Regions from separate parts of the Mus musculus genome. Here region 1 is linked to region 2. A link is a loop called in an ENCODE intact Hi-C map of the cell type or tissue named here. Cell type or tissue: gastrocnemius. All regions are shown on one strand.

Region 1 (2,500 bases), 64 kb after region 2:
AGACCGGCATCTTCGCTGAGCACAACCCGAAACCACTGTGCCATTGCTTCAAGTTTCTGGCTTTGGGGAGAGCAGTGAGCTGGAATTCAGAGTCTGAGATGCTGTCTGGGACCATGGCTCTCAAGCCAGTGTTTTTGTCTGGGTCCAGCGCTTGGTTTCTCAAGAGCTGGAAAAATGCCAGTCAAAATGGTTTATCCGTGTTGCTTACTTAGTGTTTACATGTGGTGAAGCCCACTCCCTGAAGAAGAAGATAGGACAGTGACTGGGCCATGGAAAAGCCTGGAACAATAATGGAAGCCTGGCCTTAGATGGGAGTCCAAAGTGAACATGGGACGAGGGTGAAAGGGTGGAGGGCTCAGGGGAGTAGTTACATTCTTATCCTTTACGTTTGTCCAGGTATCTTCCCAGTACTTCTTAGAGCTGAAGATGAGGCTGCTTCCTCTGTTAGTAGCATGACCATCCATGAAGGTCACAGTGTGAAGGTCACAGTGGGCCTGCCAGCTTGGAGTTTAGTGTTGCAAGTGACATTGTGTGTGTGTGTGTGTGTGCACTACACCTTCAAAATGGTTCTTGAGAGCCACAATGCCAAGCTGGAGTTCTTTCTACAAGAGAGGGGAAAGAATAGGAAGTGAGGGCCAGAGGGGAGGTTCTCCATGCATGGCCAGAGAAAAGTTGTGAAAATGTTGCTACCATGGCCTGGAAGGTAGCTCTGTTGGGGAAGAGCTTGCCTTAAAAACACCAGGACCTGAGTAGTTCCATTCTCAGAAACCACATAAGAAAGAGAGGGAGAGGAAGAGGGAAAAGGAGAGAGAGAGGGAGAGGGAGAGAGGAAGAGGGAGAGGAACGGAGGGAGGGAGGAGAAACATCCAGGTATAGTGGCATGTGCTTATCCCCCTACTCACTTCATGCCCTATGGGCTCTCATGCTGCGGAGAGGTTGCTGAGAGATGGAGCAGGAATAGGTCACCTCAGTGTCATCCCCAGCCATTAACCAGCACCACCAGCCTCCTGCTGTGCATCTCTGGCCCTGTGCCCGGGATGGCATGAGACCCCTTCCTTTGCATAGACCTTCATCCTCAGGAAATCTTTGGGAACAGTGTGGACTTAAGCTCACAATTGCACTAGCGCCCTCTGGTGGTACAGTGTCAGGCTTGGTGTAGAAAAGTAGAGAAGGCCCCCAAACTGGAATGGGATTCACTGAGGTGCTGAGCAGGAAGGATCCCTACCGGGTGCAGTTTCAGACTGTCTACCTGCAGAGGTATCAGCGTAGGGATTGAAAGTGCAGGAGACCAGGGCTCAGAGTAAAGCAGAGTCAAGGAAGAAATGTGGGGTGTATCTGTATTGGGAAGTGCCCTGGTGGTCTGGCACTGATCTGGAAGACAGCAGGCTCACGATGCCTTTTAGCAACCACAGTCTATGTAGCTGGCCTCTGTGAACAGCAGCCTTGCCTGGTTAGTCAGCCTTGAAGGACTGAGCCTTGGCTGGCCTGACTTACACAGTCCCTCAACTGTTCATGGCCCCAGGGTCTCAGCTCCAGGAACTATGGCTGTGGGATAAGTGGATCTTGGGGAAACCCTGTCAGCTTCTTCATTTGTCCCTCCAGGAAAATTGCTGCTTACGATGAAGAAATCCAGCATCTCTATGAGGAGATGGAGCAGCAGATCAAAAGTGAGAGGGAGCAGTTCCTCCTGAAAGTGAGTGTTTCACTCCTATGCCGCGTGCTAGGGGACGGCTAACTGGTAGACCTGCCTACTCTGAGTACCTTTCCCTAGTAAGAAGGATCCTAGCTCCTTCTTGTGACCTTTTCTTTTTCTGCTTTAATGTTCAGGCATTTACCACCTCCAAGCAAAGTATGTAGAATACATATTTACTTTTATTCCATATTGTCTGTTTCTTCCTCCTAGCATGTAAGTTTATTTGCTTACTAATTCTGCCTCGGTTACCTGAGCATGTCTGGGCTATAGGAGATGCCCCGTGGGTGTTTGCTCAATCAATGTGTGAGTGAGCATGTGAATGCATGGAGGTGTGCATGGATGGACTGACAGGAGGGAATGGAGGAAAAAGGGGAGAAAAGGAGGGAGGGAGCCAGGAAGGAGAGAGGGTAAATGGATGGATGGGACTGATGGATGGAATGGATGGATAGATGACTGGATGGATGGGTGGATAGATGGAATGGATGGATGGATGGATGGATGGATGGATAGATGGATAGATAGCTGAAGAAAGATAAATGTATGGATTTTGTTGGATGGATTGGAGAGAAGGAGAAGAAAGGAGAGGGAGGGGGAGAGAGAGAGAGAGAAAAGAAGAAGAAGAAGAAGAAGAAGAAGAAGAAGAAGAAGAAGAAGAAGAAGAAGAAGAAGAAGAAGAAGAAGGAGAAGAAGAAGAAGAAGAAGAAGAAGAAGAAGAAGAAGAAGAAGAAGAAGAAGAAGAAGAAGAAGAAGAAGAAAATGGGAAGAAGAAAAAGGGAAAGAAGCAAGCAAGGAAGGAAGGAAATGTGT
Region 2 (2,500 bases):
CAGTGTTTGGGGAAAGGTCCCTAAACTGATATTTCATGGAGCCTGGATGGGTAGGTTTCCAACGGGAAAAGAAGAAAGAGGGGAATTCTGGGTAAAGATAGAGGTCTTAGCAGCCAGAAAAGGCACCTGGTATTTGCAACAGGTAGCAGCTTTGGTGCAGAGCTGTATGTTTGAGGGTCGAGTGGCGAAACTGGAAGATGAGCTTACAGCTTGGTAGGGAGCAGTGGACTCGGCTGAAGGGCTATCTTCAAGCATGGAAGTTTTTGAAGATTTATTGAATACTTTGTTTAAAGGCACGTGTTGCATGGACTTTAATTGAGCACGCATTCCTGCCCACCCTAGAATACATAAGATCAGACAAGCATCAAGAACAAAATCCCCTTGGTTTCTAAGTGCAAAGAGAGCAGCTGAAGCCGGTTTTTCAGGGTGAATGAGTTCTCTCTAGCAGGTCCACAAAGCCCAGACTGGTGCCTGGCTTTTAGTGCAAAGAGAGGCTCTGGAGACAGACTCCCTTGGCTCATTGAGCAAGGGTCCTCTAAGGCAAAGACCAGCAAAGAGGGGGCACAGGAAGTCTTGGGCTCCAGTCAGCGACGGCCCCGCCCTCGCCACCCAGACTGCAGGCTTTAGTAGTCAGTCACAAGTTGCTTCGCTAAGCTGGGACACCACGGTATGGTGTAGATCCTGGAGCGCGCGCAGTGGGGCGCTGCTGGGGCTGGACCAGCCATGCAGCCGGAGGCGGGGACAGCGGACCAGATCCGGCTGGCCGGCGAATTCCTGACAGCTGCGAGTCAGAAGGCAGGGGGACAACTCGGACAGCCGCACTGGACGCCCCTGCAGGTAATCGGAGGAAGGTCTTGGGAGGCTTCGCCCCAAACCCTCTGCTGGGCAGCAGAGAACGCACTTCCTGCAGACCAGCAAAACACAAGGAGAGGCTGGCCTGGACTGCATGCACCCTGGGACAAGCATCCCAGCCTTGGCTTCCCCAGGCCTGGTTAGGCCCTCTGCCCTGCACCCTAAAAGGGACTATAAAAGCTTAGGAGCACCAGGGTTTAGAAAGAGCCCCCATCCCCTCGGACCCTTCAGTCACACCCAGACTGTTTTACAGAGGAAACTAAGACTTTATTGGTGAAGTGACTAGAAATTCACACTGCTGGACAGCAGGGGGAGCTGCTGGGAGCCGCTGGCACGTGGGCCCAGCACAGGGGTAAGAATTGCTACCTCACAGGGAAATAAACTCAGAGAGACAGTTAAAAAAAAAAAAAAAAAAAAAAAAAAAGACCAAAAACTTCCCAGAGCAGAGGGAGAGATGAGGTGGAGGGATCCTGGGGTGTAGCTTCCTCCTGATCCCCATTTGTCCTGTGATCTGGCTGTATGACTCAATGACCTTGTGCTGTATCTGTCCCAGATGTGGTGTGTGTGTGTGTGTGTGTGTGTGTGTGTGTGTGTGTGTGCGCGTGTGTATTGTGTGTAAGCACATACGTGTGTACCACATAATTGTGTACCAGAGCACAGTGATGTCTACCCTTGATTTCAGGAAAGTCTCACAATCCACACGTCTTCCCACTAACCACACAACCCCTAAAGGGAACCTGCCCAGTTTGCCTCTGTGGAGGAAACCAGGGATCCCTACTGTATTAGCCTTTGACTTCAGAAGGCAGAAAGTGTCAATGAGTGGCTGTCTACAAAGGTGACAGGCCAAGAGGTAGAACCTGATTGGCACATCGCATAAGGTGGTGAGTCCCTTATTTCTGGAAGAAGCTGGTACATAAGAAGTAGTGTTATCAGTGATGCAGGCAAAGGGGTGTGCAGCCAGGACAGTGTGTCCACACAAAGTCAGAGTTCAGTTTGAGGGGTCAGGTTCATGGCCCTCTTTAGGAGGAATGAATATGCATGTCCTTATGGATAATAGTCGTCTATGAAAGCTACCCTACAATGTTTTGTCTGGGGATGCTAAAAAAAAAAAAAAAGAAATTAAAAAATAAAGAGGTGTGACCCAGAGGTCCCTTGGCTTTTCTGAAATATTACACTGCGATGCTCGGGGGGTCTGGAGGAGGTGGTGCTGTTCCTTCTGGAAGGAGCGGGGCAGGCATGACAAGCCAGATGTGGCCTTCAGATCTTGAGGAAGAAGCTAAGTGTGGATGCTCTTGGAGGGACACCTCTTGAAGTTGTGCTGAAGAACCAGGGGATGTAATGGCAGGCTCGATGCATTAAGGGGCAGTGCCTGGGGCAGAGGGCAAGAGGGCCTTGAATGTTTGACCAGGGAGTCTGAGCATTAGGGTCAGTCCTGGGGTACCATGATGGCTTCTGTTGGAACGGGGCTCAGAAGCCTACAACATCTGTGACAGAGGTGGAAGCCACCCATGCTCGAGGCTGCAAGAGACCTGGGAAGGTGACTGTGTACGCTTGAGCAGGGCTGGGTGGAATGCAGAGTGAGGGGTGGCACCAGAGATGCTGTACAAAGAGCTTGGTAGGTGGGTGGGTGACAGTTGTAGTTGCGGAT

The links. Peaks named below come from ENCODE experiments on the same cell type or tissue, not always from the same donor. Only the 100,000 strongest peaks of a DNase experiment are listed, where the experiment ranks them.
Region 1: a loop joins it to region 2, with 2.4 times the contacts of the local background. A loop is called at or near these places in 2 of 42 quality-filtered maps.

Annotation. Positions count from the first base shown.
Region 1 is chr6:127,624,233-127,626,732 of GRCm38, forward strand. Cracr2a (calcium release activated channel regulator 2A) reads left to right here. Exons shown (of 19, transcript NM_001368877.1): 7 at 1,603-1,693. Among named protein-coding and RNA genes, the nearest start is that of Cracr2a, 64 kb to the left of the region's middle. In gastrocnemius, a CTCF peak has its summit at 1,144 (motif pointing left); a DNase peak (open chromatin) is centred at 1,079.
Region 2 is chr6:127,560,585-127,563,084 of GRCm38, forward strand. Cracr2a (calcium release activated channel regulator 2A) reads left to right here and starts at 752. Exons shown (of 19, transcript NM_001368877.1): 1 at 752-837. In gastrocnemius, CTCF peaks have their summits at 693 and 1,152 (motif pointing right); DNase peaks (open chromatin) are centred at 737 and 1,156; H3K4me3 peaks cover 836 bases; H3K27ac peaks cover 434 bases.